2 separate regions of the Homo sapiens genome follow, and region 2 is linked to region 1. The links are chromatin loops, found by intact Hi-C in ENCODE. Cell type or tissue: prostate gland. All regions are shown on one strand. Links, peaks and the distances in the headings refer to the core of each region. The heading gives the core; the rest is flanking DNA.

Region 1 (16,635 bases), core at 5,676-13,675:
ATAAAGTTTTGTTTTTGATGACCATGTCACTATCATAACCACTCCTGCATTTCAAAGACATAACATGGTAAGTGTGGGGAAGAGAAACCCCTAAAACTCCCCGGAGGTGGAGCCGAAGACTGCTTTCTATTTGGTGACTCACGTGTATCTTATGTCTCCTTTCTAAGGGATTGTCAAGGCCCCTTTCTTAACATCATTCGCAATTCGCTAGCTGAAGTAAAGCAAGATCACTTGGCTTATGGAATCAGGGAACATAATTTTACACAGAAACTGAAGTCCACTTTGAAATAAAGCATGAACACAGTTTCTCTCAATTCAGCAGTCTTCTAGTTAGTTGAGGTTGTTGAAAGTGTGACTTCAGAAGAACAGGACTCCTTGCACAATGCTATTCAGCTGCACAAAATGGTGAAAGTCAAAGAATGCAGAGACTAGATTATGAGAGCTTTCAGATTCACTCATGAATGCTTAAATCTGTAAAGTACCATAAGGTACATGGATGTACTTTGGTCAAGGAATAGGCTGAGGCAGATGTCCAGCCAGAGTGACTCAGTGAGTTTAGAGCACATGTGTATAACTCCACTTGTTATCACAGCCATGTAGCCACAACATGGGAGGACCATCTCTTGGTTCTACACCACTATTGCCTGTAAAAGGTATAACTGCCCTGCTGATGCTGTACAGGGGCTCTTGGGGCTTGGCTTGGCTCAATATGGTTTGACATGGCGGGCATGCTGGTGCCCAGAGAACGAGAGAGCCAAAGCTGTCCATCTTGCAAATGGAGAGGAAGGAGCCAGGATACAGCTTAGCTTGCTTGTGCCCAGAGAAAGAGTTAAGCTGCTGACCCTGAAGGCAAGGAAGAGCTGACTGCACAGCTGTGTATGGGGGTGGCCAGCTCCAGCAGCCAAGACAGGGTGGACAGTGGGAGAGTAAACTGGTGATGAGAAAGCTAGTTTGAGAAAGCTGTTGAAGAGAGCTACTGCTGAATAAAATCACGTTTCACCTGCCTACGGCCCCCTAAGTGCTCTTTCTGTTCATCCACTCACTCCCCTCGGACTTCAGCATGGGCTGGACCTGGACCCCGGGATCTGACAATTGGTGATGAGGATGGGATGAGGTGAGTGGGTCTTCAGTCCCTGAGGGCTCCTAGGTTAGCTGTGTGGCTGCAGCATGGGCTATGGTACTCAGTGGCAGTGGTGCTGCTTGGATGAGCCCCAGTGGAAATATGGGAGGCAGTAGATGGGGTCTCCTGCAAGTGTGGAGATGGCGCTGAAGCATCTGGAAGTGCACAGCAACAAGCTGCGTTTACTGGCTGAGTTGGATGGGTGTTTCTGACTGCACTGTGGGAAGTGCATGTCCAGTCCCTGCAGGACGCAGCACAGGGAAGAAGAAAAACCTCTGTTGCAGGCTTACCCAGTGATCTGTCAGAAAATAGAGCATAAGCAGCTCTTGGGCCCCACAGGTGGACCCAGAGGCCCCCTACTGTGGTGGAGCATACTTCCTGTGGTGCCCGTGCCCCGCCAAGTTGTGGGAGTTAAGCAAGTAATGTCGGCAGTCATGTACAGAGTTAGTGCAAGTCATTCGGAAGAAGGACATTGCTGCGCAACCCAGTCCCATCCAAGCATTCCGGTTCAAAGAATACCTGTTACAGCTGGCGGAAGCATAAAGCCTCTTGTGTTTAATAACAGAACTGGCCAAGGTCCTTGGCTTGGGGGACTCCAAATAACCAAAGACCACGTGTGGACTTGGGAATCTACTGGTCCCTGAACCTAGATAAGTTTCTGGGCAGAGCTGCATTTATTAACAGCTATGAAGGCCAGTCAGTGGAAGTGAAACCTGTGTCTCTGCGTCTTGGCATCAGCCATTTAGTTCTCTGCCTATGCACTGTGCATGTCTCTCCCATGCCTGAAGATATTCTGGGGGTGGATGTTTCACACGGCTTGGCAGCTGTACTCTCTGTCATGGACTTGATGGACCGCTGGACAATGCAACCGGGACAGTCCACCAAGAGCCAGGAACGGTTTGCCTTCATGGGAGGGTGACAATGGACTTTCACAGTGTTGCTGCAGGGCTATATGCATAGCCCTACCATATGTCATGGTCTTACTGATATTATGCTAACCTCTGATTCTCTTGCAGGTTTAGAAGCAGCAGTGCCCCTCTTGCCTGGGAGTTGGGATGACAAGGCTGGAACAGCCTTTCTGGTAGCCAGACTATATAGCAGGCACAAGCCCTACAGGTAGTTAGCCAGGGATGCCCATTTGAAGTGGATGTGCATGTAACCACAGATAGTTTTGGCTAGGGCCTATTGCAGTGCATGGGTATGCCCATAGGCTTTTGGTCCCACCTGTGGAAGGGAGCTGAACTCCAGTATTCCTTAATAAAAAAGCAGTTAGCATCATTCTCAGCAAACTAACACGGGAACAGGAAACTAAACACCGCATGTTCTCACTCATAAGTGGGAGTTGAACAATAAGAACACACGGACACAGGAAGGGGAACATCACACACCGGGGCCTGTCAGTGGGTGGGAGACAAGGGGAGGGAGAGCATTAGGACAAATACCTAATGCATGCGGGGCTTAAAACCTAGATGATGGGTTGAGGGGTGCAGCAAACCACCATGGCACATGTATACCTATGTAACAAACCTGCACGTTCTGCACACGTATCCCATAACTTAAAAAGAAAAAAAGACCTACATGGGATTAAACAAAACAAAAACAAAAGCAGGGTGTGTTCATGAGTAACCACTCCCTGGACTGGAAAAGCAGTTAGTAACTGCATATGCTGCCCTTCTGGCTCATAAGAGTGTGGCAGGGCGGGTTACAGTTGTCACGTGGACAACTTACCCAATAGCAGGATGGGTGTGTTGATGGATAACGACTCCCCGGACAGGGACGGCACAGACATCCACTTCAGTGAAGTGGGGCACCTACTTAGAGCAGTGAAGCATACTAAAGTACAAGTCCCTTAGCAGCAGAGTTACAAAAAGTCTTGAGACCTGTAGTCCTAATGCAAGATAAGGCCATGGGGCCTAAGGCACTCCTAGACCCTGAGCCTTCACTGATAGGAAGAGCGTCCCCCCATTCCAAATGGGACATGGTGCACAGATGGGCCTGCTGGTGTGGTCCAGCCTAGTACTGACACCATATGGTTTAAAACCAAGTGGAAACAGAGTACTGAATGAGCTAAGCTCAGGGCAGTGTAAATGATAATCACCAAAAGGGTAACTCCTATGGTAATCTGCGCCAATAGCTGGGCAGTTTATCAAAGCTCATGTATGTAATGGGCCTGTGTACCCAAAAGCTTAGTTATGTATCAGGCCTGCATGCCCAAAGCTTATGTGTCAGGTTTATATGTCAAGCCTATGTGTATGTATTGGGCCTGCATGCCCAAAATTACGTCAGGCCTGTGTGCAAAACCTGTATATCAAACCTGTGTGTCCAAACCCTATGTCTCCCTCAGCCTAGGGGGTGGAGTGTAAGTTACATGGACGTGCTTTGGTCAAGGAATAGACCGAGGCAGACATCCGGCCACAGTGACTCAGTGAGTTTAGAGTGCAGGCGTGTAACTCCACTTGTTATCACAGCCATGTAGCCATAACATGGGAAGGCCATCCCTTAGCCCTATGCCACTATTGTCTGTAAAAGGTATAACTGCCCTGCTGACACTGTACAGGTGCTCTTGGGCTCTTGGGGCTTGGCTTGGCTCAGCTAAACATGGTTTGGCATGGCGGGCATGCTAGCGCCCAGAGTAAGAGAGTGGAATGGAAGGTACATCTGCAAGACTGACAGGAGGGAGCAAGGACACAGCTTGGCTTGCTCATGCCCAGAGAAAGAGTTAAGCTGCTGACCCTGAAGGCAAGGGAGAGCCGGCTGTGCAGCTGTGTGTGAGGGCGGCCAGCTCAAGCAGCCGAGACAGGGTGGATGGTGTGAGAGTAAGCTCCTGCTGAGAAAGCTACTTTGAGAAAGCTGTTGAAGAGAGCTGCTGCTGGATAATATCATGTTTTACCTGCCTATTGCCCCCTGAGGTGTTCTTTCTGCTCACCCACCCTCTCCCCTCAGACTTCAGCAGGAGCTGGATCTGAATCCCCAGATCTAACAAGTACGTAGGCAGAGAAGATAGGTCTAGGTTTAAGCCAAGGTCATGATTTGTAAACTTGAGTTATTTATTGACTGCTTTAAATAATACTTACACATAAAGATAAGTTAAAACAGTGAAATTCTATCAAAAATCCATTACCTCCCTTAGTCCTTTTAGTATGGTCTTTCATGCATGTGTGTATATACATACATGCAAACACACAAGCTGACTGGCTAGGCATGAACACCTGACCCACAGAAAAACCAATCCATTGGTAAACCAGGAACCAATCAGAACCTATCTTTTTAGATTATTAACTAAGAAATTTAGCAATGTGAATCAGAATTAAAGAGGAGGGTAATCCTCTCCCACCACAGACAAACTGGTACACTTCAGAGACTAGAAAATCAACCAGCTGCACAGAGAGAGGCAGAGACAACAGACCTTGTGGCTCCAGAGAGGTGGAGAAATGACATAATGTGGGCCCACATGGGAACTGATTTCCTACACTCCATCTCCATGTCAGTCCCCTGATCTTTTCAATAATAAACCTGCTTTCTACCCGAGTTACTTTGAGGGGATGTGCACACGCGTACGTTCTGGCCGGAATCCAGGTGTTTTTCCCATCCACACAGTACACTTTTGTTACCTGTTACTCCCTGGCCCATCCTAGTTCTGGCTGGGGTCAAGACTACCTCATGAACTACTGGCACACCCCCTCATCTGGGGTCACTGAAAATTCCCTGAGCACTCAGCTGTCCCTAATTCAGTGGCCTTCATGCAGGGGGTGTGGAAAGCCTCCCTCACATGTTGTGGCCACATGTGTCTCTATGTCCTCTGTGCCATCACTGAGCCTGTGGCCAGGCCGCCTTAGAGGTTTCGATCTCGTTTGTTTCAGTTCTCTTGTTTGTTTCCCAGTTTGAGTGGTGGTGTTCAGGGAATGGACTCTTCCATATAAGTCACGGATTGCTTAAGCCCAAAACAGAGACAAGACTGTTGGCATGTTTATGAGTTTATGTATTTTTGTTCTCTGATGAAATCTGTATCCACGATTAGACTAGGACGACAGAAGAGAGCAATGCAACCCTTACAACCCCACCAGGTGGGTGAGCTGCCCAGAACATCAAATGGCAACTGCAGAGGTAAAGGTACAGGTCCAGGCATGGACTGAGCGAGAGACACAAGATGGAATGTTGTCTTGTTTCCAATATAAAACCCCAACTCTGCTTGTTAGAATACATGTGGATGGGGGTTGGGGGGAAGAATAGAACAAATCTGCTAAAAATAAGCACAATTAGTTTTTCTTGATTTTTTAAAATACTATTTGTTTGCTACTTGTGCATTCATTTGGCCATCTGGCCAACATTTGGAAGCAGACTATCAGTAGCAAGCATCCAGGGTATTTACGAAATTATAGAAAAATTGAAGTAAAAATTCAGCCATATTTTTTTCTGTGAATCAGGAAGATAACATCACTATTTGATTCTGGCTGTGGGCCTACTCAGACAGGCTCAAAGGGCACCAGAGGCTGAGAAGCAGTAGACCCTACAGGGCAAGGCCCCTGCTGGTATAAGTGGATCAGCTTCAGTGGACGCCTGGAAGCTCAGCACCAGGGCTATGATTCCAGTCACCAAGTCTTTGTTGAATGCCTACTAGCAACACAGAATTCTCATGCCACTGAGGTCATAAAAGATGATCAGAAGCCAGTTCTTCCCAACAAAGGAACTTAGGATTTACAAGTCAGTAAAACATGTGCAACATTTCCAGAAATGTACCAGAGTTGTTCGTGATCATAACCCCAAATCATTGGTACCTCGATGTTTAGAGGGGAAACAGCATTGGCTGGGCAAGCTGGGGCAGGGAACGTGATGAACAGTGGGCTGGAATAAGTTAACTGGAGGAGGGGAGGCGTCTCAGGAAGGGAGAATAGCATGAACAGCAGCATAGACGTGAGAATAACCATCTGGAGTGATGAACCTATGCTGAGTAGAAAGTTCCAGAAGGCTGCATAAGGGAGGTGTGTGAACAGCAGAAGCAGGACAAACCTGAGATGGTGAGACATTCTTCCCAGGGCAATCTGACTCTAGGAGCCACATAAAGACAATCTTTATAACTATCAGCAGCTTAAAGCCTGATTTCCTCTTAACTCTAAAACTTTCCTTTCGAAAGTGTTTCATTTATATTTACAAGTTTAATACAAAGTTACACAAAATTCATATTTTATAGAAATGCATAAAGAATGAAGGGTAAATTCCTCTTTAATCCTATCTAGACAATCGTCATTTGACATAATTCTCTCAACTTTATACTTCCTATGCACTAATTATATAAATGAGATCACAAAATGAGATACTATATATATACACACACACATATAAACACTGTGTTTTTACTTTGTATATTGAATATTTTCCATTGTCAGTACATAGAGCTGCATATTATTTCATCATATGACTAGATCATGGTCATTAAACCATTTCTATACTAGTATATTTAATGAGAAAACTAGAAACAACCTAAATATATGACAATGTCTTCAGTACTTTCTTTGTACCCTTCAGAAGGTATCTATTACTAACTGGCTTGTATTTCACTGATCTTACCAACTATTTTATGAAGTCTTTGGGATTCGTGTGAAACATCTATGTCTTTCATAGCATCTGGCACAGTCTTCCGGACAGAGGGTGTGTTCAAATACTGCAGCTGGAATGAAGACGATGAACACTGAGGCCATATGAGGTTGGCTGGGGAAAGGAGAAACTGAAGACCATTGAGAAAGGCTGATCATTTGCTAATGCAGGGTCAAAGTGATGACAGCCTGGCCTTGGTCCATGGTGGTAGAAGTAGAACATAAAGAATAGATCTAGGAGGGATTTAAAGGCCATCAACAGGGGGACTGCAAAGTATATGTTCAAGCATCAGTCACATGAATCTCAGCTAAAACCCATAAACATGATGGCTTGGAAAATCCAGCGTGATCACTGCAACAGAACTGAGTAGTCAGCCTTGTTCCCTTGCTCATGATGGGCTTGGCTAACACAAGCCCCTGAGGGAGAAAGGTGAGCACAGGGGAGAACAGACAGTGAGGTAGAGGCAAGGGCCACCCTTCAGGGGAGCACGAGGAGTCCACTCTGGAGTCTGTCATGCTTGTGGTCTTCTTGGTTAACTCTGAGTGTCAAAAATGTAGGTAGGTAGAGGAGGGAGGGAGGAAGGGGAGTAGAAAAGAGAATGACCAGGGCTGGGGTTTAGTCAGATGAAGGCTGTCAGAGTTCTAGGAAGTGTTTTGTTCAGAACAGGGCTCCAACCAATGGCACAGGACTGGGGATCAAGGTCTGGCCCTCAATGAAGAGCATCAGAGAAGGGCTGCAAAGGGCTGTGTTGGGTCCACAGCAAGAAAGATGTGGTACGAGGTAGACAAAGGGCTGTCACTCAGGCTGGGTAACCAGGGGCGAGGGGCAGGCTGGGCCACAATGTCCATAACTCACTCTCTACAGCCCAGCCCCACACCTGGCCCCACTGAGGCCTACTGCACATAGTGCCTGACCTTAGAATTAGGACCAGCTTTGTAATTTGCCTGGCCCAGTGCAAGATGAACCTATGGGACACCTCATTTAAAAAATTAAGAATTTTCAAGATGGCGACAGCAAAGCATTAAACTAAGCATAGGGCCCTTTTAAGTAAGCATCAGGCCCTGTGCAAAAACCCAGACCCTGTAGCTAAGAGGGGAAGACGGGTTGTCACTAGATTTTTTTTTTTTCTTTTTTTAAGAACAGTACAGATAAACAGCCTGTTCTCTTCTGAAACACACTGCTGGGTTTTCAAGCTTTTTTCTCCCCAAAGAAAATCGAATGCAAAACTCAACCTAATGCATAAAATAGTCTCAGGTGCATCTTCTCAGGCTGTTACGTCAGGGCTCCTGAACTCCCCCATCCCCCAAATGCATTGCCAAAGACCCCGAGTCACTACCTCTGACCTTGGAGACCCAAAAGGCAGTGTTAAAGCTCACTGCAGTAGGCTCTATTATCTTGCATAAGAGAACAGTGAATAAGAAAAAGCCATATCTGGTAACTGAGAGTGAAATACCCAGGACACACACTGCAACAGCAACCGTGGCTACCAGGGTGCCCCGCAGGCAGCAGGTCAGGAAATCAATCAGATGCATGGTTTCCACATCATTCTACCACAGTATCATTTTCTTTCCACCCACAGGGTGACACACAATGTCTCTTCCAGGGCCATTCATAACATAACCATTTTCATTATTTAAATAAAGTCCCTGGGTCAGTCACTTGTCTCTTGTGACCATCTTTGAGAGAAAATTTCCAGCAAGGAAACAATATGGAGCAGGCTTGCTTAATAGGCTCATATGCATAATCTACCACTCACCCTAATTAAAACTACCTTTAGAAAAGCTATAAAATGGAAGCAAAAATAAAAAAAAAATTAAAAGTCAACCTAAGATGATGGAAGTACCATGACATGAAACAACTGTAACTTTAAATCGCCAGATTTATCCTTAATACATGGTTTTCAGGCATTTGTTTGGAAAAGGCACTGATAAAGTAGGAAAGAAGTACTCAACTGTCTTGAGAAAGGAACTGAGCTGTTCTGTTCTGGTGTAGATTGCCAAAGATCATGTTTGCAAATGCTGCTAATCTTATCTGAACATATTAATAAAGTCCCTAAATCCTCCTATTAAGAAATACTACCACTGACAGTGCAGCTGGCTAACATTTGCTTCTTAAATGCTATCACCACTCTCTTTTTTTGTCCAACCCCCACCCGCTGCTGCCCCAACCCCCAAGAAAAAAAATGATGGCTGCTTCCTGGAATGTTTAGCTACCAAAAAAATCTCTAAAGCCTCAGAAGACATTGTGAGAGAACGATGATGAAAGTCGGGGTGAAATGAACAATTAAGATAAACTATGCAGAATTCTTTTTAAAGAACGAGCCTCATAAAGCTACCATGTTAGGACCACAAATCATTCTGCAGATTATTTCCCCTCTATCTGTAAGCAAAGAGGTGAGAGGATTAGGTCATTTCTAAGGTCTCCTCTCATCATGATGTCCTGGATTTATTGAAAGAGGTTTTAAACGCATTTTTTCTTTTCTTTTCTTTTTTTTTGAAATGGAGATTAGCTCTGGTTGCCAAGGCTGGAGTGCAGTGGTGTGATCTCGGCTCACTGTAACCTCTGCTTCCCAGGTTCAAGCGATTCTCCTGCTTCAGCCTCCCAAGTAGCTGGGAGGCTACCATACCCAGCTACCCTACCCACCACCATACCCAGCTAATTTTTTGTATTTTTAGTAGAGATGGGGTTTCGCCATGTTGGCCAGGCTGGTCTCAAACTCCTGACCTCAGGTGATCCATCCGCCTTGGCCTCCCAAAGTGTTGGGATTACAGGCGTGAGCCACTGCGCCTGGCTGCATTTTCTTTTATTTACTCTATTTCATTAGACATTTCTTGCTTGTGTGCCTAAGTTAGCTAATGGGGAAATCCAGCAGACAGCGATGGGAAGCAAATGATTGCAGTCATGCTTTTTCCTTGACTCCATCTCAAGACCCATCCCACGCTGCAACCCAAGTGGATCGGGTTTTAATGTAGCAATTCTATCAGTGACCCATGCTCTGCTGGTCACTGACACCCCTTCTGTGTGTCATTTTCCAGGGCTGATGATATCCTACGTTCTGCCTAAAATTGTCTGAAACTCTATTCATGACTTGCCAACTACGTGACTTTGCTCACTACCACCACCACACTGTTCTGTTACTGACAGGGAAAAAGATGATCGTACTTAAAAGTCATTGCCAACAGTGTGCAGATTTAAAGCAGGCCCAACAACTCCTTCCAGGTTTTATCAGCAGACACATATCACATACAGAAGCATCCATCCCTTTCCTAATGCTATTTTTAAATTGTTGTATTTTAAAATTTTCTTCATTTGTTTTTGAACTTTCTTCTTGCTCATAGATTTTTAGAAATCGCTGTGGTAGCTATTCTTTTTCTATTTTTTTAAGTCCGAATTCATATAGAGAGAACCACGGTTAGGAGAATCCTTTTCAGGGCAAGAGTGGGTTTCTGCAGGGGTTCTTCTGGCACTTTCCAAACCTGAATGTCTCCAAGTCCTGATATCTCAAATTATCTGGCAGAAATAAGAGGCCTATTTTTTTTTTTTTGGCAGAATGTGAGGTTCTGCCCTGTTGTAACAATGCTGTCTTCTCACAAACTACTCATGTGCCCTATAAGAAGATAACCCACAATCCCTGATTCTGCTTTATTCAATGACTAGCTACTGCACAGACCGTGTAAATGGACAGGACAGCCAGAGAGGTGAGTGGGAAGTTTAGTACAGATGTGACTGAAAACACTTGGTATTACTTCTCCCCAAGACTTCTCGAAAGGAGCTAGCACAGAGTATTGGTGAACAGACTTCTGAGCACCTTTTTCTATGTGGCCTCCAAGAAGAAACCAATGGACTATTTACTTTTCTACTTAGCAAGGTTTCAAGAGACTCTCTAATAACATAAGTCTTCTGATTACTCCCTTTCTTGATCATGAGAACTAGGGAGAAGATGGCTAAACTGAAGCAACTTGGAGCTAGAAGATAGGCTGCATCTGCTCAGTTCACCTGCGCAGACCAAAAACAGTGCACGCTGTAGGCGGCCCAGTCCAGCTGAATTTCATCAGATGGGCATGTGTTTCCTTCCCCAACTGCTGGCCTCAGCTTCTCAGAAGGTAATGTATTGAGCCAAGGTGAGCCCTGCAGGTGATCACCTGGACACCTCTGCCCATCTGTGAGAGTGAACAGCATGCTTACTACTGTGGTAGGCTGCAGTGCCACAGCAAGCTGATTCACACGTAAAGGACATGGGCAGGCCATGAGTTCTCTCTATCCAGGGACATCTTGCCAACTAAACCTCCCACCTGCCACCTCCACCTTAGTCCTGCCTGAGTGTGCTCTCACCCACTACCTTCACGGATGTCTCTGCGTCTCTGTTCACTGGCTGTTTCCACTCTCAAACCTACTTCCTTTTCCTCTCTGCAGAGGGGTGCATCTCGGGTTATCTCCAAACGATGTTCGATTCCACTCTCTCCTTTTATTCAAACAATTCTCCTCACATGAGTGGCTACCCAGCAAGTCTGGCTCTCCCTCCAGCAACCCAATCTAGAAAGCTATAGCATCTGTCTCATAAGGGCTGGGTTGGCTGTGGTTCATTAAGAAGGTATTAAGCACTTTATTGTACCAGCTTGCCAGAAACCGAAGACTCCTTCTAAATCTGTTGCTTCACCTGATGCCGATTTTACTAGCAGTCTGTCCTAAAAATGGTATATCTGGTAATAAAAACAGATATTTTGAGCACCTATTAGATTTCAGATGCCATGAACTATTCACTAGTTGATTTATCTTTTGCATCTATTCATCAATTCCTTTATTTTTTGCACTAGCACTGCAAGCCAGATACAAACTCCCAATTTACAGATAAGAAAACAGAATGTCAAAGAGGAAGTAGCTGAAATAACACAGCTAGTAAATTAGAGTCAAAATGAGGCACAAAGCCCAAATTCTTTTTTACACAATGTTGAACACAGATGTTATTTTTAGCAATTCATCTCCCCCCGCCCTTTTAAAAAAAAAAAAAGAGACAGGGTCTTGCTCTGTGGCTCAGGATAGAGTACAGCAGCACAATCAATCATAGCCTACTGCAGCTTCAAACTCCCAGGCTCAAGCCATCCTCCCACCTCAGTCTCCTAAGTAGCTGAGATTACAGGTGCTCAACACCATGCCTAGCTAATTTTGTTTTTGTAGAGATGGAGTCTTGCTCTGTTACCCAGGCTGGTCTTAAACTCCTGGCCTCAAGTGATCCTCCTGTCTGGGCCTCCCAAAACACTGGGATTAGAGGAGTGAACCACTGCACCCGGCCTCAGCTCCCTTTTCTTAGGCAAGTATCACTACCCAGATAATGCCAGATTCTACAACTTCTTTCTCTCATTCTTAAACAGAATATCAAAGGCATTTTCTACTTTTGAAGATCTGTTACTCTTCATTTGCCTGTCATTTGACAAGCTCTTCCTGAACACACGCTCCACATTGTTTTAGATGTGGTGAGAAATAGCAAAGGGTAAAGAATATTCATTTCCTTTAGGAGCTTAGGATCTAGCCTGGGAGAGGGAGTTTCTGCTAGATCACTCTGATATGAATAATTAAGTAGGAAGCTGCACACCACTGACCAATGCTGTCATCAAGCACAACCCACAAGGGAGAGGAACAATAAGGTGGTGCTGGGGAACATGAACCCACACAAAAGAGACACAAAACGTTTAGTGAGGTCAAGCAGGGCCACCCTCAGACCATCTGCTCTGTGGGGAGGGGCTTTGAAAGCCAGGCCTCAAAGCCAGTACTTAAGATAGTCAGCCACCAGTTTTTGATGAGGGGCATCAATCATGTCTAAGGAGTGCCTGTCTCTGGTCTGCTGGCTGTAACACTTCTGGATTCTGCGAGACTTTGCATACATTCTCTTGGATTTGACGTAAGCTCCAGACAGCAGTGAGCAAGACTTGTTACCAGGATCCCTGAGATCACAGTGAGGGGAAGGAGAGTATTCTGCGACACTGCCAGGGCAGTGACCTCTCAAGAAAATGAAAGGGAAGTCATCCTTGGAGATGTGCTGGCGGGGGTGGGGCAGGACCTCCCAAGGGCCTCAGGCAGCTCATTAACGTGATATTAAATTGCTCTGTGTGTGAGGTTTTCAGAAAGGACAAAGGACAGAACTGCTGCTGAGCCAAGGAATCAGAGCAGAATCCCAGCACACTGGCTCCAGGAGAGCCGGACGTCCCCTAGGCTGCCCACCAACCAGGATGAAAATCGAGACATCAGAGCCTCTGTCATTTATATGGTCCCCTAGCAGTGCCCTGGGCCTGAATCCTACAAAGCTGGTCCTTCAGCTGGGAGCCATATTGCTTCAATTTCATGCTCCATCACAAGAGTAAGTCGACTGCTGAGTTGTAACGTATGAACTTCAGCCAGAAATTCACCCTCCCACTTCTGAGTATAATAGCAGTCAGTCCCTAGGAGTGAAATGTGCTCCTTTTTTGGGTCAACAGTAGAGCAAGCCAGAATTAACGCAGCCCTTTTAGAAGTCATCTTGCTAATGACATCAGGAAAGGTTGAAGCATTTGGCAAGTAATCGTATATTATTGCTTTACATTATTATGTAACTTTTCCTTATGTGTTTCTTCTTGCTTTTAAAAAAATTAGATCTTAAGGTCTTCGATAATAGTGATTTTAAAAAATCTATCCTTGAGTTCATGTCCTTTGTAGGGACATGGATGAAGCTGGAAACCATCATTCTCAGCACACTATCGCAAGGACAGAAAACCAAACACCGCATGTTCTCACTCATAGGTGGGAATTGAACAATGAGAACACTTGGACACAGGGTGGGGAACATCACACACCGGGGACTTTTGTGGAATGGGGGGAGGGGGGAGGGAGAGCATTAGGAGATATATCTAATGTAAATGATGAATAATGGGTGCAGCACACCACATGGCACATATATACATATGTAACAAACCTGCACGTTGTGCGCATGTACCCTAGAACTTAAAGTATCATTAAAAAACAAAATCTATCCTTATAGTAGTCCCATTAAGTACTAAAATGAATAAATGAATAAACATATGGATGAAATGGAAAATCTGTACATATATGGAGGGCTTATAATGAGGTTGATTTAATCTCTTAATATGTTTTATCTCATACGTACAGAAGAGTCATTCTCTCAAAGTATGATCCTTACTTTGGAATTAGAAATGCAAGTTCTCAGGCCTCACCCAAGACCTACTGAATCTGCAACTCTAGGGGAGGGGCTCATCAATCTGGATTTTAACGAGAGCTGGTGGCAAATGTTGTTTAGACACAGTTCACCCTTTAGACTACTGGAAATTCTAGTCTAGTCTTTAATCTCTGGAGAAATCCAAGAACAGCCTACATCCTTTTCAGAATGATCAAAGATTGACACCAAAGTGGGTTTTTATTGTGGTTGTTTTGGCAGACATGGTATCTGGAGAAGAAAACAAAAAATGAAAAGAATTTTTTTACTTGACATTTGCTGGCATTTTCATAGTTACTGAGCATGAAAAGAAATAAACCATGAAGCCCATGACAGTGAGTGAACACACGTTTTTTCAAAATGTCTTGCACTATCAAATCAATCCCTCAATCAGCTTGCTTTTGAGTTTAATCGAGCCAAGGCAGTATTATTGTAGCTGTCACAAATTTTATGGGTTTTTTTCCCCCTTGCCCTGTGAAGCTGGAACCAATTGTTGTTATAAAGAGACTAAATAAAAAAGGTCCTGGATTTCCTGTTATTACAGATCGATTTTTTGAGATTCTAGAATATCATATGGGTTTTTTATAACATAATTAAAACCATGTGAAATGGCACAACATAGACTTTACCAGAGATTGATATGATCATGCTTCCAAATGAAATACTTCAAGAAAATCACTAGATAATAGTTTTCCTTAATATCCTCTATCACAGTTTTATATCACATTGTTCAAAAAATCTGCTTTATGAGAAATGTCAAAATATATAAATCAGTCAGGATAATTTCTATTGGTTGGTTAGCCTTATTCCCTTTCAAAGTTTAGCAAATAGAGATATGTTTGCTTAATAGGGAGGCAGGGACAGTCTTCAGAGGGCAGGCAGCTGAAACTGAATCCCAGAACCATTTTCACAAGAATAAACTATGACTTCTCAGAACATTTGTGCTTCATTGAGGACGCAATGTCTTGAAGACATTAAAGAGTATACGTGTGTGCCCCTAAGATGGTTTTAGTTTATGTGTCAATCCGGTTAGACCAAGGTGTCCAGTTGCTTGGACAAACACTAGTCTAGGTGTTGCTGTAAAGATATTTTAAGATGTGATAAACATCCAGTATCAGTAGACTTTGAGTAAAGTATACTGCCTTTAATACTGTGCATAAGGCTGGGCACAGTGGCTCACACCTGTAATCCCTGCACTTTGGGATATCAAGGAGGGTGGATCACTTGAGGCCAGGAGTTCCAGGACCAGGCAGGCCAGCATGGTAAAACCCTGTCTCTACTAAAAATACAAAAATAAGCCAGGTAAGGTGGTGCGCACCTGTAATCCTAGCTACTCGGGAGGCTGAGGCACCAGAATCGCTTGAACCTGGGAGGCAGAGGCTGCAGTGAGCCGGGATTGTGCCAGTGCACTCCAGCCTGGGCAATATAGTGAGACTCCGTCTAATATATATATATATATATGTATGTATGTGATAGGCCTCATCCAATCAGTTGAAGACCTTAAGAGCAAACACTGAGGCTTACTGAGGAAAAACTCCTACCTCCAGACGGCAACACAAAATCTGCCTGTGTTTCCAGTCTTCAGACTCAAGACTGCAGCATCAGCTCTTACCTCAATCTCCAGCTTACACTGTTTTAACTTACGAAGCACCACCAATTGTGTGAGCCAATTTCTTAAAATAAACTTCTCTGTTTCTCTGAGGACTCCTGACCAACATATAGTCCCCAACCCTAATTTTTAACCCAGAGTCTCCAAGACATTCACACTCTTTTCTCACCATTTTAGTTGAAATAACTTGGTTCAAAGTGCAGAGAAAAAAAAAAATCAGGGAACTTACAAGAATTATCTTAAATCCTACTGCCTACACCTTCACAAGCAGAAAATGGAGTTATTGCTGTACTATCATTACTACAAGTTAGAGTCACTGCCTTAAACATCCAGAATCCTACAGAACTTAACCTATGCTTCCATGATTCCATTTGGTATATTAAATGATTCAGCTATTTACATGCTTAGCTTTCCCATTTCATCAGGAGCATCTCAAGGACAGGAAATGTCAGTTTTAAAAATAGTTTCATGTAATAGGTATGAAATATATTTTTCCTAAATGAATGAACTGTCAAAATCTTCAAAATAATTACCATTCTAAATGCTCTTCTGGTTCTTCAGTTTTCCCTCATTTCAAACAGGACATGTTCTATCTGTGCTACGAGGCATAAATGGAATAGCAGCTGGGACTAAAAAAGGCTACACCCAGGTGCCCAGTAACTCCTGACATAACTCAGAGTTTAGGCATCACTGGTTCACACTAGTGCCTCCCATGTGATCTGATTATAATAATGTTAGATGGCTTTTTCACTGAGTCTAGATTAGACCACAGTGATTCTGAAACTGACCACAGTGCAATATTTTCAAAGAATTTATAGTACGGTTAGTTGCCCAAAAAGTGTCTTTAGTTTAGAACTTCCAATAATTTAGTTGAAAGAAACTGAAGATGTGAAATGTAAGCTCACAGTTGTACCATAAAACATCTTACTTAATAAGCCACACTTACAGGAAATGAATGGCCAATGGGGTGTATTAGAGAAACGGGGTCTATATCTACAACACTGTAGTAGAAATTATATTGGCCTAACATGACTTGTTATAAATTGAGTCAAAACCACGAGCTGATTTCACAAACTTCCTCCCAAAAGTTATTTCATCTTAACTCTACACATA
Region 2 (16,635 bases), core at 3,161-11,160, 96 kb before region 1:
GGGTGATTTGTCCTAGGAACCCCAAAGGAAGGTTCAGGCCCAGCCAACCTCTCCCGACAGAGCTCCAGCCACCTTCCCTTCCCGAGGTAAGTAGAGAAGAGCTAAGCCCTAGGCTTGGGGAAGAGGACAGCAGCTTCCTGGGCTACAAGTAGTGGGTACAGGAGCTGGTGGCTGTGTGGCACCAGCCTCAGGCCCTCTAAGTGGCTGAGGGCTTTCTCCCCAGGGAAGTGGTCCTGCCAGCCATTGTCAATGGAGTCCATTTTGCTTCAAAGTTCACCCTTGCTAGAAAGGCCCTTGACATGTAGGCTAAAATCCTACATTTTCATGGCTAGGCTGGCACTGACAACTTGGCAGGGGGACCAGAGCTGCTTCACACATGCATATGGTGGTATTTTGATGACAAGGCATTGCCTGGAGCATTGATATTAGTTTAGGGGCTCTCTTTCTCCTTTCTCTTTCTTCTTCTCTCTTTCCTCTTCCCCCATCCCTCCCCTTTTCCACTCTGCCTCGTTCTTCTTTTTTCCTCCGAACTCAAATAAGGAAATAACCCGAACTTCAGCTGATCATATGCTTGAGTGACCAGACATCTCAGTTGAATGTCGCCGACATAATGTAAATCAGCTTCTCAGCTCTGTGCTAAAGGCCCAGCTTTTAGAAATTTTCCAACTGCCTGTGGACTGATACTTCTGTGAAACACAAAGATGAACCACTACAAAAATAAGATGTAAAATGCAAGCATAAATTTTTGGATTTAAACAAAATTCCTCTGTCAGATTGATATAAAAATTTTTAAACACTCTCAATTTTTGTTTTTATCCAATTGTGAATCTTGCCTGTCCCTAGACCATATTTTGAGTAGCATGGATACAGATTGTTTACCTTACAAGGAGATGTTTCATATTTATATTTCAGCCCATTTTCTTTGGGAAAACACAGCGTTTCTGACCTCTTCTCTGCTCATCTTAGTTTGTCTAAACACATATCTAAGCTCTACTCATTTCTCTAAGAGCACACCACTTCAGCTTGGTGGAGAGCTTCCTCCAGTACACACTAGCTTACAACCCTTGAGCTAATGGGCATCACTCTTATTCTTTCTCTTTAGAAGGAGTTTGAACTTATATTCTCTTCCCTAGGTCCCATTTACAATTCATATATGTGCCCCTTCCTGCCCACTTGCCTGCTTGTCCTCTGAGGTACCTGATTGTGCTCTTAATATATAAAAATATATGTTATATATATTACATATAACTACATGAATATAAAATACATGATATGGTTTAGCTGTGTCCCCACCCAAATCTCATCTTGAATTATAGCTCCCATAATCCCCATGTGTCATGGGAGGGACCTGGTGGTGGGTAATTGAATCATGGGGGCAGGTCTTTCCCATGCTATTCTCATGACAGTGTATAAGTCTCAGAGATCTGATGGTTTATCAATACAAGGGGCAGTTCTCCGGTACACGTTCTCTTGCCTGCAACCGTGTAAGACGTGCCTTTGCTCCTCCTTTGCCTTCCACCGTGATTGTGAGGCCTCCCCAGCCATATGGAACTGTGAGTTTTTTAAACCTCTTTTTCTTTATAAATTACCCAGTCTTGGGTATGTCTTTATCAGCAGTGTGAGAACGAACTTATACAATAAATAATTATGTATAATTACATATAGGCACTTGGAAACTTTAGACATTAAACATAATGTGGCATACATTGTATATAAAATTACATAGCATAATTACATAAATATATTTATATATACAATTATATAATCATATCTATATAATATATAAACCCCCAAACTGGTTATATATATAATATATAAAAATATGTAATTAGGGAGATATTTAGACTTGCCCTACTTACCAGTGTCATTGGGATATTTGTCTCCCCTGGTACATGTCTTCCCATCATCTTCCCGGATGTAGCCTTCCCGGCACTCGCAGCGGTAGCTGCCCAAGGTATTGATGCAGATGTGGGCACACAGCGTCCCATTGCTGCTGGCACACTCATCAATATCTGGTTTGAACCAAATGTAGAGAATACTAAGTTTCTGAGAATTCACTTCTAATACAACAGATGACATTGGGCTTTGCCTCTCTGTTAATAACAATGAAGGACACTTGGGCCGACCTTGATCAGAGCAGCCTGGAATAAAGTAGGGAGCTAGAAATGTGGGTCATCCATAAAAACAGCACTTTTGGCCAAGTGGCCATTGTTACAGGCTGATCAGTGATGGGGTTCCTGGCTGTGGCTCTGCCACTCGCAAGTCATGTGGCTTAGACTGCTAGCCTTCAGAGATCTCACTTACAGAACAATAACAATGAAGCCTGCCCTAAACACTTCAGAGGGCTGCTTAGAAATGACAATGAGATCACCAGTGACAACACTCAGAGAAGCAAACATTATAGAGATGATTTTTTGTGAGTGCCCTACTGTGCTGGGGATTTTTAAGTTTCCCTTTATGGTATAGGTTCCAAACAGCATGACGATGACCCCACAGGTCACTTAGGAATGGCTCCTTCCCAGTTAAAAGCCATGATGGCACCTGGGAAAAGATACTTCTAATAAAAGAAAATAGTCATAATGGGTCTAATGGAAAGAGTCTTCCCCAGGAAATTTCTGCCTCATCAAGAACCCAGACAGACCCCTCATGAGCTGTGGAAATGAGCCATGGGACCATCAAACAAGTCCCCATGAAGAGCCCATGTTAACTATGCACATCATGGACTTGCTCCCCTGCCGCATGGTGGAAACAAAAACGTTTCCCACCACGAGGACAGTGGGAGGCCCAATTCCATTTCCTGTTCACTGGTTGAAGACAGTGGGTAGCAGTGGGTGGGAGCCGTGGCATGCAGCCCCAGACTGTGCACATGTGCTGCGTAGACACAGGCCAGCCCTGAACTTGAGGATGGCAACAACTTCCCAGCCACTCCCTGCACAAGCTGCCAGTGACTCAGTCCCTGTGTACGCTGAGGGGAGGGTGGTCATCTGGACGCTCCCCGGCAGTACCAACTATGTCACCTGTAGACCGGATGTTGCAGCTGCATCCTCCTCTGCAATTCCTCAGGCTCACTGCCTTTCCCCAGGTGTCCCTGCCCTAAACCTACATGTGATGCTGCCTGTACTGCCCAGAGAGAGAGGAGATGAAGTTGAAATCAGAGATAGAAATAGAACTCTTAGTAGAAGCCAAGTTCTGCTGGTCCCCAAACCCCCAAACAAAAAGAACAGGGGGCTGGGTGCGGTGGCTCATGCCTGTAATCCCAGCGCTTTGGGGGGGCCAAGACAGGAAGCTGAGCCCAGGAGTTCCAGGCCAGACTGAGCAACATAGTAAAATCCCATCTCTATAAAATACGAACAAAATTAGCTGGGTGTAGTGGCGCATGCCTGTAGCTCCAGCTACTCAGGAGGCTCAGGTGGGAGGATCACAGGAGCACGGGAGGTTGAGGCTGCAGTGAGCCATGATCACGCCACTGCACTCCAGCCTGGGCAACAGAGTGTGACCCTGTCTCAAAAATAAATGCATAAAGAATAGGGTACAGTAGCTGCTATAAAGTGAAGTAAGAGCCTTGTGCCTGGGACCTGAGCCTCATGGAATGGCCTGTACCTTTCTCTGCAGGAGAGGCCAGAGATCCCTGCCCCATTCACTTGGGAGTCACAATCCCATTGTCTGGCATTGTGGGGCACCATTCCCAAATGCCGACAGGGAGCAACCAGAGGACCTACGGTTAGAACTTCTCAGAAATGGTGCTCCCTAGAGCCCCTGCTAGGATAGAGAAAGAGGGATGCTCATGACAGCTGGTTTATCTTCCATGTAGGTCTACCTGCTAGTCTCTGGCAGTTCATCCTCCAGTTGATTCTTAAATCTCACCATGCCTAGGAATCATTAGAGGCATTGGTGTAAATATGCACGTCTGGACCCACTCTCAGAGTTGTGATTCATTAGGTGTGGAGAAAAGGCCAGGTTTTTTTTTTTTTTCCCCAAACGAGGACCCCAGATGTTTCTTGGGTTAGTTATGAACTGACCACACTTTCAGACACATGGTTCCAATGGAAAATGAGCCATAAAGCTGCCTTAGAACCTCAAGGAGTGCACGGCTGGGATAGCCAGTTCATGAGGGTGGCAGTAAACAGGCTGGTGCCGTGGATGGTGCAGGCTCTGCTCAGCTGCAGCCCAGGTGGCTGGCTTCAGCTCCCTCTGACTTCCTCCCAACCTGTCTGCCATATGGCTACTTCCTTTTTTCCCCAACCATCTTCTAAGAGAATGTTTATTCTTGTTTTGTTCTGTCTGCGTTTTTACTTTTCTGACCACTTATACTCTGTTTTACATTATTCTAGTTTATATTTGGGCATGTTCCCCTTCTCCTGCTCTTATGTCTCATTGCCAATTAGGACCTTGCTGGTACCAAATCCCGGAAGAATTCCTTGGGCCTAATTGGTTTTAGTAATTGTGATGAAGGGCAGTGATAAGCTATCCCTAGGATAATATCAAACACAACTCCATCCAACAAGTATGAGAACTGAAGGGTCCAACCAAGGACAGAACCATCTGAACAAGGCACATGTTCAGAAGCTGGAAACAAGCACATTCCCAACACACCCAGACAGTATGGCTTCTCCCGCTTCCGGTGTCTCTCCCGGTCATATCGGTATCCCGGATAACAAGTACACAGCACTCGGCCAAAGTTGTCCGTGCACTGCTGTTCACAGGGAGCCTCGGCACAAACGTCGTAATCTGAAAAAGCAAAGTGAGAGCTCACATCAACTACAGGAGGAGGCGGAGTAACCTGGCCCTGGCCTGGAAAGGACTTTCTGGGCTGGGCTCTGCTCAAGGGCACGTGTGAAGTGTGGACAGATATACTTGGAGGGACAGGAACTCTTTAGGGCTGTGGGTCACCTTCTAAGAGTACTGCAATGGGTAACTTACATGGCATCACATCACTCGTGATTTTTCCCCTAGGTCACCTTGTCATCCTTTGGTCTTTGTCACTATCCAGAGAGAAAAGACTCTTAAGAGGGCCAGCCTCTGCGGATTCCCTCGGGGTTGGGGGTGCTGTTTTGTCTTGTTCATCAACTGCTGTAGAGGCAGGTGACTCCACCCAGCAGAATACTAAACAAAGGCCAGCTGGGGTGACAGGCACTGGTGTCATCATGTGGGAGGAAGGGCTGGAAGTCAGGCAGGCTCAGAGAGGTAGGAAGGGGGCTTTGTGTATACATGTCTAGTCTTATGCTGCTGATACAGACATACCTGAGACTGGGTAATTTATAAAGGAAAGAGGTTTAACTGGCTCACAGTTCCACATAGCTGGGGAGGCATCACAATCATGGCTGAAGGTGAATGAGGAGCAAAGCTGCTTCTTACATGGTATCAGGCAAGAGTGTGTGTGCAAGGGAACTCCCCATCAGATCTCGTGAGACTTATTCACTGTCATGAGAACACCATGGGAAAGACCCACCCCATGATTCAATTACATCCCACCAGGTCCCTCCCATGACACGAGGGAATTAAGGGAGCTACAATTCAAGATGAGATTTGGGTGGGGACACAGCCAAACCATATCACTTTGTAATAGAAATGTGCATGACTTATAAGAGGGCCGATGCTTATGTGTGTATACTGTATAAGTGTGCATCCTGGGGGGTTGATCTCTCATGCTGAGAAGGGGTTGGGTGAGTTTGAATGGCTAGAGGTCTCTTTCCAGCTCTCAGCCTGTACAAACTGAGGTGGATACACTGCTACTCATAAAGAATTAGGGCATCTGCTCCTCTCAGTTCCTATGAACTGATATGTAATGAGCCTCTGAAGGGACTTTGGCTCTAATTCAGTAGCTCAGGCACAACACTGACTCCCGGACCGGAGCCAGCACCTCATTAATCCTTGCACTATCTCTTCCAGGTGCTGACAGATAAACTATACTTGGACACAGAGCGAGTCTGGCTTTGCTCCACCACATATGAAGGTGAACGGGTGGGCTGTCAGCTCCTGATGCAGGGAGGGTTTGTGTGACAAGTATTGTGCCACTCTCACGATGACCTGGAAAGCTGCCCTTGTAAAATACTCCTTCCCATGATTGTGATTTCAGGCCTGCTTTGCCTGCATGGTGTTCTGACCAACCCTGCAAACTGTCTCTGGCTACACGTTTCCCCCACTTGGCATCGCCTCTAGGCAGCCAAGGTTCTGTGCTCTTTTTGTTGGAGAGCGTGATCCTGGCATGACTGGCTCTGAGCTTCCCTGTTGGCTGTTGCCACCATTCCGCAGCAGCTGGGAAGGGGAAGAAGGAGGCAGAGAGGCTGTCGAAGTGTTTGAGTTGATCATGGTGCCTAACAAGGCAGTTCCCTGTCTCTCCTACCATTTCTGCTTCCCTGAGGAACCGCTCTCAACTCTTCTGATTCTTTCTATACTCACTTCTGCATCTCTAAATAGCTGACTTGCATTGCTTTATTTTTATTTTAAATCCTCTCTATTGACTTCCAGTAACAGAAGAGATGCATTTAACTTTTTCACGGCCTCCTGTGCCCTGCAGTCACACCCATAACTTCATATTCCCTCCATCTGGCCAATACAGTTATGATGATATTTTGGTGCGGTAATTGTTAGTATTTGCACCATAATGACAACATAAAAGCTATTCTTTGCTGAGCCTGGAAGTATGCTTGAATTACTTGTACCTTCTTGAAGACCTTTTTGTCTTCTTTGGAATTAAAAGAATTACCTTGTATATTTTTGGGGTGCCAGTTACTGAGCTTTCCCTCTTAGCTTCAAACACCCACCTTCTTCTTCCATGGGCTACTTTGTGACTTGGGCTCTGGAGACCACATTATTCCTGTGTCAGTTGCCAGCCTCTTCATTTCTGACAGTGACACACATAGAGACACAGACAGATACAGACAGGGAGGCTGGAAGAGGAAGAAAGGATATCTGCCTTTTTCTGGTTTGCTTCCTGGGCTTCCTATTCATGAAAGCCTAATATCAGCCTTTCTCTTCCATCCCACTAGCAGACTGTTTCAATAGCAGCTGCAAGCCGGGCATGGTGGCATGTGCCACCTCCGGAGGTTGAGGTAGGAGGCTGGCTTGAGGCCAGGAGTTCAAGACCAGCCTGGGCAACATAGTGAGCTCCTGTGTCTACCAAAAAGAAAACAGTAGCAGCAAAATCCAGCTTGTATTTTTTCCAACACTTGCAAAATCAGCCTCACTATATCCCATTTCAGAGACATCAGCACCAGCCAGCCATCTGGTAGCCCCTCCTCAAAGGTCTGGGTCCCTGATCCACTAGTAACTTCCTCTGAGTTCTGAGAAATAGGGCTTGCTAGCCAGTACCTCTTCCTCAGAGTGCTGGGTCCTCCAAACTTCTAAGTTTTCACTGGCCCAGTATCTTCTCTTTGTTTCCCTAGCCTAGAGGCGGTAGCTGCTTCCTGCAGTTGTTACCTCAATGATACTTAGTTTTCCTTTGCATTTTTGGTTCTCAATTACTAGTTAGCAATTCTTCATATTAATTGCTTTCTGTTAAATAAGTGGTGAAGGCTCTGTTTCTGGACAATTCAATCTACATATTCAGTTTTCTACAAATTGATCACTGATTCATCACCAGAGATCCCCTCAATTTTGCGAATCTCTTCTTATAGACATTTTTTCAAATTAATCTCAACTTGCTCTAATTAGGACTCTGTAGGTCTGCTGCACAGCAGCTACTACTCTTGGTCTTGAACTCCTCAAATAATCCTCGTCTCAGCCTCCCAAAGCGCTGGGATTACCAGCACCGCGCCCAGCCTACAGCTGCCTCCATGAATGTGCATTCACCATGAACCTAGGGATGCCCATCACCTCCCTCTCTCTTTTGTTGGATTCCTGTTTCCTGGATCTCTCATGTATTAGTCTGTTCTCACGCTGCTAATAAAGACATAGCTGAGACTAGGTAATTTATAAAGGAAAGAGGTTTAACTGACTCACAGATCCACATGGCTGGGGAGGCCTTACAATCATGGAAGAAGGCAAATGAGCAAAGTCATGTCTTACATGGTGGCAGACAAGAGAGAGCTTGTGCATGGGAACTCTCATTTATAAAACCATCAGATCTTGTGAGACTTACCACCATGAGAACAGTATGGGGAAACTGCCCCCATGATTCAATTATCTCCACCTGGCCCTGCCCTTGACACGTGGGGATTATTACAGTTCGATGTGAGATTTGGGTGGGGACACAGCCAAACCATATATCCATGTCTTTCTCTCTTCCAGTTTACTCCCTCATTTTAGTGGAGAATATTCTCCATTGGCTTCCTGAAAAATGTCATAAAAGGGGTAAAAGTTTTGAGATCATGCATGTCTAAAATATACTTTATCAACCCTTATGATTACTACTGATAGTCTGTGTATATAATTCTAGGTTGGAAAACTTTGCCTCAGAATTTTGAAGGCATTGTTCCATTGTCTTCCAGCTTTTCAATGCTGCTGCAGGGAAGTCCTGTGAGATTCAAACTCTTGAGCTTTTGTATGAATCACATCTTTTTTCCTCCCTAAAAATTTTTAGGACTTATATGGTACCACTTCAATCTTTGGTAAACCCTTTTTATAATCTGGAAATTAATATCCTTCAATTCTGAAGACTTTTTGAATTATATCTTTAAGAACTTACTCCCTCTGTGTGGAATTTTAAATTATTTGGATGTTGCATCCCCTGGACTTTATGTCTAATATTCTCATCTTTTTTTTTCCCTATTGTTAATTTCTTTGATCTCTTGCTCTCGTGCTTGGAAAACTTCTTCAGTATCACCTTCCAACCCTCCCACTATTTCCGCCCTCCACTACTCACCATCCAACCCTCCCACTACTCCCCCCCTACTACTCACCTTCCAACCCTCCCACTATTTCCTCCCCCACTACTCACCTTCCAACCTTCCCACTATTTCCTCCCCACTACTCATCATCCAACCCTCCCACTATTCCCCCCTACTACTCACCTTCCAACCCTCCCACTATTTCCTCCCCCGACTACTCACCTTCCAACCCTCCCACTATTTCCTCCCCCTACTACTAGTCTGCAGTGTCTTGTTCCTATGTTTATGTCCATGTGTGCACAATGTTTAGCTCCCACTTATAAGTGAGAACATGTGGTACTTGTGTTTTTCTCTTCCTATGTTAGTTTGCTTAGGATTATAGCCTCCAGCTCCATCCATGTTTTTGCCAAAGATATGATTTCATTCTTTTTTATGACTGTGTAGTATTCCATGGTGTATATGTACCACATTTTCTTTATCCAATCCACTACTATGGGCACCTAGGTTGATTCCATGTCTTTGCTATTGTGAATAGCACGGTGATGAACATAGAAATACATGTGTCTTTTTGGTGTAATGATCTATTTTCCTTTGAATATATACCACTGCTGGGCCAAATGGTAGTTTCCCTCTAATATCTGATGATCCTGAGACGGCTGCTCTAGTTTATTCACGGTGTATTTAAAACAGATTAATAGAATCTGTTTGCATATAGTTTTATGATTTTATGACATCTGGGTATCACTGTAAGTGATTTGGCCAGTGCATTACAAGTTCAGTTTCTTAAGACCTTTTCCTTGGGTTGTCTAGAATGCCCACAGAAGACATTTCCAAATCCTTGCCTGAGAGTGAAGTCATTCTGGAACTCAAGTGAAGGGAGAAGGCTGAGGGCTTCAAAATTCAATGTGTGAGCATTTACCGAAACCCTCCTTTTTCAGTACTGGGCATTCATTTTCAGCTGACTGGTCTCCTTCAGATCCTTGAACCTCTGGTGTACTCTCTTAGAAAATATATCTTCTGTCTTCTGTCTGGTTGTGGAAAAGGCAATATCCTGTCTGTATGGAGCAGAGGACAAGATCCAGGAGTCTGACTTCTTCTTAAACTTTTAATCAATCCTGTTTTCACACTACTTTTACCCCTTTTTCTAGTTTATTTGTAGTGTTACTGATTACTGTTTGTTTTGGTGTAAATTGGGGTTGCTCCTTGGTTTCCTTAAGCTGGCTACAATTCAACCTTTTGGATTGTGCTAAGCTATTTACCACCTCCCTCTCTGTTCTCCAGCTTCCAAAGTTTTATTGCTATTATCTCCTCTTCCCATTTTGTCCTCGTGGGTTTGTCTTTTGTGAATCTTTCCAGCCTCCTCCTCCTGCCCTGCCCATTTTGTGCATTTTCTGGAGGAGGCAAGATTAATGAATTTATTCAGTCCTCCATTTTTGATGCTTGTTCCCCAGAGCCTACCAGCTTTCAGTCATGTAGCTTTTATCTTTACAGTGTATCTATTTTCTATCCTCTCTGTCCTATTTCTTTTGGCACCATTCTAACTCAGACCTTCAGAAACTCCCTTGTAAACAAGATCTTCATCCCAAGATTCTTACCATCCCAAGATTAAATCCATTTGGGATAACACTGCCAGGCTAACCTTCCCAAAGCATAGCACTGTGTACACCATCCCCTTGTTTAAAAACCTTTACAACTTGCTACTAATCAACATGAAATATAAATGGTTCGCTCCTGTATTTAAGTTCTGGCATTATATCCCTTGAGACTTTTCTAACCTTGAGACTTATCTGTAAGTTCCTTATACTGCAGCAAAACTAACTTCTCTTTTTCTTCACCCCTTATTCACATCCTTGCCTTCTCACCTCCATACTTTTGTTTATTCTGTTTTTACCTCTTGCAATGTCCTTTTATAATTGTTGATATCTTATCCAGTTTTTCAAGAGTTGATACAAATGCTACCCCTTCAAGAAGCCTTCCTTGACCTCCTCAACAGAGTTTAGTTTGTCTACCCTCTCACCGCCCATGGGACTCTATACCTCTTTTATTCCCATGCTCTGCTATATTTATTTATTATTTATTTATTTTTTTGAGATGGAGTCTCGTTCTGTCACCCAGGCTGGAGTGCGCTGGCACAATTTCGGCTCACTGCAACCTCCACCTCCCTGGTTCAAGCAATTCTCCCTGCCTCAGCCTCTGGAGTAGCTGGAATTACAGGTGCCAGACACCAGGCCTGGCTAATTTTTGTATTTTTAGTAGAGTCAGGGTTTCACTATTTTGGCCAGACTGGTTTTGAACTCCTGACCTCAGGTGATCCGCCCGCCTTGGCCTCCCAAGTGTTGGGATTACAGGCGTGAGCCACTGCGGCTGGCTACTCTTCCACATTTACTGAATGCTTACTCTGTGCCAGGCCCTATTCCAGGAAGTATGTAGCTTTAGGGTGCATAGTATAGGTTCTGGGACAACCCTCCCATCTCTGCCACTATCTCGGTGATCCTGGGTTCTTTATGCCTCAGCTCCTACAAAATAAAGATAATAATACCCACACTTCATGGTGCTTTTATGAAGATTAAATTGGATGATGCCATTAAGCACTGTGCCCGATGCACAGTACAAGCTTTACCTGCTCTTCTGCTTCTTTTGCTGCTGGTTCTTATGACTGCTCAGCTACCTGGCAGGGACTGTGTCCCCTTGAGAAACCAGTACTGCTCCCTTCCCACAGTTTATGCTGAATTAATAATTGCTGAAGTAGAACAAATGAGATCATCCTATCACCTGGCCAATCAAGACATCACTTCTAGCAGGGGTCAGCAAACTTATGTTAAGGGGCCAGATGATATTTTGGCTTTGTAGATCTCTTTTGCAACTACTCAACTCTGCTGTAATTTGTTGTAGTGCAAAAGAAGTCACACATAATACTGAAATAAATAGGTTTGACTGTGTTCCAATAAACCTTCATTTACAGAATCAGAGTTAGGGCACAGGCCACAGTTCACTGAGCCCTGACTTAGAGCAGCAAATACGAGGCAGCAACGCTTAAAAACTATAGCTTCCACTCATTAGTTAACGTATTTCTTTAGACATTCTAGTTTCTTTTTGCCATCTGTGATGGTTAGTGCTACATGTCAACTTGGCTAGGCCATGGTACCCAGCTATTTAGTCTGGAGTCAGGTTCACCAGGAGGATATATATTCTCTGAATCAGTATCCAACATATGGTATGGTTTGTCCCATAACCAGGATTCACAGGTCCCAGAATCAAGGGGTGGAAGTGGGAGTGGCACCACTCACTGTTATCCCTACTGATCCACTAGCAAAATTTTTGCTTCCTGTTCCTATAACTTTATGTTATATTGGCCTAGAGGGCCTAGTTTCAAAGGGAGGAATACTTCTAGCAACAGAAGCAAAAATGATTCCATTGAACTGAAAATTAAGGTGCCACCTGGCTACTTTGGTCTCCTCATGCCTCTGCATCAGCAGGCAAAAAAGGGAGTTATTGTTCTAGCTGGGGTGACTGATCCTGGCTACCAAGGGGAAATTGTACTGTTACTCCACAACAGAGGGAAGGAAGAATGTCTGGAACACCAGAAACACCTTAGGTGGTCCCTTAGTATTGTCACACCCTGTGATTAAAAAGTCAGCAGAAGACAACAACTCAATTCAGGCAGGGCTAACGTCTCAGATCCTTCAGGAATGAAGGTGTGGGTCACCTAACCAGGTAGAGAAAGAACCACGATCAGGCGAGGTGCTTGCTGAGGGCAAAGGGAATATGGGTTGTGTGGTAGAAGGTGGCAGGTTACATGTATCAGCTATGACCACGGGACAAGTTACAGAAAAAAGCCCTGTAAATTGTCATGAGTATTTCTTATCTTTCCATGGATTATTTCCATGTCTCTGTGTGTGTGTGTGTGTGTGTGTGTGTGCACCTGCATGCCAATCTTTGTTTTCTTCCTTCTTTTATCTTCTTATCATATGTCATAAGATGTAGTGACTTTATATCACAGTATTTAAGTACTGTTAACTTTACATCACAGTATTTACATTAAAGCATATCAAGGAGATGCTGGAAAAGTCCAGTGCCCCAGGACTTCATACCCTCTTCTGGGGAAAGGGTTAGTGTGTTTCATGCAGCATAGTTGCAGCATGTCAGATGAACATACAACTTTGTTATTGCCTTTATCTGGAGATTAGGTATGGTTTAAGAAGATGCATATGGGTGCCAAGTTGACAAGGCATAGATTTGTGATAATTTTTTGTGACACCTTGGCTAGGCCAAAGTGTCCAAATATTAGGTCAAACATTATTCTACGTGCTTCTGTGAAGATATTTTTTAGATGAGATTAACATTGAAATCAGTAGACTTTGAGTAAATCAGATGACCCTCCATAATGCGGGTGGGCCTCATCCAATCAGGTGAAGGTCTTAATAGAAAAAACCTGACCTCCCCTCCCACACCCCACCAATCTAAGGGGGACTTCTGGCCAGCAGATTCCAACTGCAACTCCTCCCTGGATCTCTTGCCTGCCTGCCTGCCTACAATGAAGATTTTGGACTTGCATCTCCACAATCTCATAAGCCAATCCCTTTAAAAAAGTCTCAATCTCTCACTCAGTCTCAGTCTCTCCCTCTCTCTCCTACATAGAAAATCGAAATCAAAATTGGTTCTATTTCTCTGGAGAACCCTAATATACAATATTTTCTGAAATACTGCATTTGTACTTTGCATTCTTTGATGATAGAAACAATTATGACTAAAGATATCTTTAGTAAAAGAAACAATCATTGACTTTTTCCCACAGATTAAAACAAACATGCTATGAAAAGTGTTCTAGCAAAAAGCAACAGAGCAGATAATTAGCTCTGGCAAAACAACTTTCAGCATGTGTGACCACTTTTCCTGAAAATATTCAGTTCTGGGTTATGTTAATTATAGGTGCTGTAGTCTCTTTAGGATGAGGGAGACTACTTTTAAGGCCTAGATGTTTGAAACCACTAATATTGAAAGAAACTCTAAGTATGTGGTATCCATGCAATGTGTTTTTAATTAGGTTGGGCAAGGTCTTTAGATAAGATCTTAAACCAAAGGGGCTAAACTTAATTTTCTTTCGAGTCTGCCAAACTGCAACATAAAGGACACAGCTGGTGACTGAGAAAAGCTGTTATAGAAAGAAGTGCAATTATTGTGACTTTTGTGGGTTTACCCATCATGCTATAACCAACAGAATTGAGAAATTCAGCAGAGAGAAATTCAGCTTAGAGAAACCCAACACCACATCAACCATCACACGTGGAGCGATTCCCAGCCAGCCTTCCTATGGCAGCTTTCTCAAAGGTCACAGCTATGGTTCAATGAACTGTCCCAACCTTCCACAGAAAACAGCGATAAATGGGAGGGATTCATCTGTTTCTAACTGATCAAAAATGGTGCTCTATGAGATAATGCAACAGAATTAGCTTGGCTGGGCTCTAGATCTTCTATAGAGATCTGGCTTCTTGGGCAAAGGTGAAGAAAACTGTTTCACATTCCCCACCCACCTCACCCTAGCCCTGAACAAGCTTAACCTCATGCCCTTCAAACAAATAGTCTTTACTGCTTTCTGTGTCAGGGCTCTGCCTGGAACCCTCTGTAGCCCTCTACTTTCTACTTGTTTAAGTCCTGGGCAGTCTTCCTTGATAACATGGTCTCACTTCTCCCCTCATTTCTGAGACCCTCTTTGACTGCCCTGGGCCTCTGTGTATATGTCCCCTCTGAACACTTTCTGCTTTGAATGTCTCTACTGCACATATTGCAGTTATTACTAACAATGACAACAGCAGCAATAACAGCAGCCACCATTTATCAAGCATATAATAAGAAACAGCCTCTGTTCCAAGTGCTTGACATGTGGCAAAATTCTTAAAACCATAATTTAACCCACATACTAATACTACCCTGTAAGAACTAAGGCTTAGAAAGTAACCTGAACTTGCCCAAGGTCAAAGCTATTAGTAGGACATAGAAGCATGATTAAAATCTAGGTCTCTCTGATTCTATCTGCTCCCCATCCTGGCTTCTCAACTTGAATGCATACAACTTGAGGGCTGGGTCCCCGCCTTACTTTGCTCTGTATCTCTATCTGAGTGCTGGGTTGAACACTCAGGTACTGTTTGCTGATGGTCATGTAAAGGGACTTAAAGTTTAGCAGGTGAAAGGCAGGTAAAGAAAGCAGGTAGAGAGGTCAAGGGAGGAGGGTTGGTTCTAATTGTGTGTAAAATTACACAAATGGGCTAATTGGGGGATTATAGCTCATTAATCATAAAACCTGAAATACTATATAAGAATGACTCAATGTGTGCAAGCACATCATGTAATGATTCAGACACTGCACGCTACATATAACAAAATTGGCGTCAGAAAAATTTGATGCCAAAAAATATACACAGACAGATACACAGATAATCAGACACAGATAAGACCTATATTCCATGAACATCTGAAGTTGATAGACTTTGAATGATTAGTTGTGAATAAAGTCAGACAATATCTTTTTTATATTACATACCTTCTGGGATGCATTGTCCAAGAACAAATTTATATCCTTTGCAGCACTTTTTCCTAAGAGACAAACAAACATTTAAAATATAATAATTAGGCTAAAAATAAAATTCTTTCCAGTTATTGTTGTTTGAATGAAATAACTTGTGCCCAGGAAACATTGAGGCATAAAGCAAAGTAGGGGTGAAGTATTTTTAAGGCAATCTGAGATTAAAAGAAAAAATATCAATAATACATGACATTTTCTAATACCGGGATATTCTTTCTGCTACATAATATATGAAATCAACATTTTGAATCCTATGAAATTAAATAATTAACTCCGACTTCAAGATACTTATATTAAGCAATTAAAGGAGTATAGGGCATAAATAGGAAAAGGACCTTTAAGGGTGACCAGGCCTCTCATTCCACAGGCCAAAGAGATACAACTTGTTTATTATAACAATGAATCATAATAACAATACTTGGCTAATTATAACATAATGATTGTTAATTGTAATATAACAATAATTAGGTAGTCAACTATTAAGACCAAGACTGGAACCCAAGCATTCTGATTCTCATTTGAGTGATTTTTTTTTTTAAAACACTTGTACCATATAAGAAACTGAAAGGTACCTAAATGATCTGAATTTAAAATATAGCAAACAGGTCATTCCTAACATAAATATTCAATACTTACTCCACTTCAACCAAGCTAATTTAACCAAGTTAACTACCTACTAGAAGAAAAATATTTACACTCTCTGAATGAATACAGCCAGATGCAGGCTCTCCACAACATAACATGTACAAATGTGACCCATTCTCAAAGAGAAGACAATCAATGCTGCAATCTCCAAAATAACCTATATGTTGGAATTATCAGACTTTAAAGTAGCTATTTAACTATGTTCAACTACATAAAGGAAAATATACCTGCAATGAACAAAACAGAAAATCTCAGCAGAGAAACTACTAAAAGAACAAAACAGAAATTATAGAACTGACAAATAGATCTGAAATTTTTAAACATGCTGCTGGATGTGCTTAGCAGAAGAATGGGGGAATGATGCAGGAAATAATTTGTGAATTTGAAAATAAATGAAAATTATCCAATCTGAAGGAAAGAGAAAAAAAGACTTAAAAAAAGGAACAGAGACGTGTGGGCTAATATCAGAGTCTAAGGTCTGGTACTTGGAGTTGTAGAGGGAGAGGAGACAGTAAATGGAGCAGAAAAATATATTTGAAAAAACAGTGGCTGAAAACCTCCAAAATTGAGTGAGAGACATAAATTTTCAGATTAAAGAAGTTTGGCAAGCCCCAAACGCCTAACTACACACATACACAAAAT

The links. Hi-C counts contacts between places; a loop is a spot of excess contacts. Peaks named below come from ENCODE experiments on the same cell type or tissue, not always from the same donor. Only the 100,000 strongest peaks of a DNase experiment are listed, where the experiment ranks them.
Region 2: a loop joins it to region 1, with 2.5 times the contacts of the local background. A loop is called at or near these places in 8 of 110 quality-filtered maps.

The regions. Positions count from the first base shown.
Region 1 is chr18:59,557,929-59,574,563 of GRCh38, forward strand. The region is part of intron 2 of CCBE1 (collagen and calcium binding EGF domains 1); the gene reads right to left. Among named protein-coding and RNA genes, the nearest start is that of CCBE1, 130 kb to the right of the region's middle. In prostate gland, for the core only: no CTCF peak of the experiment used is centred there; no DNase peak of the experiment used is centred there.
Region 2 is chr18:59,464,880-59,481,514 of GRCh38, forward strand. CCBE1 (collagen and calcium binding EGF domains 1) reads right to left here. Exons shown (of 11, transcript NM_133459.4): 3 at 15,307-15,359; 4 at 4,594-4,728; 5 at 1,860-2,012. Among named protein-coding and RNA genes, the nearest start is that of LMAN1, 110 kb to the left of the region's middle. RefSeq lists a silencer at 7,660-7,819. In prostate gland, for the core only: no CTCF peak of the experiment used is centred there; a DNase peak (open chromatin) is centred at 6,165.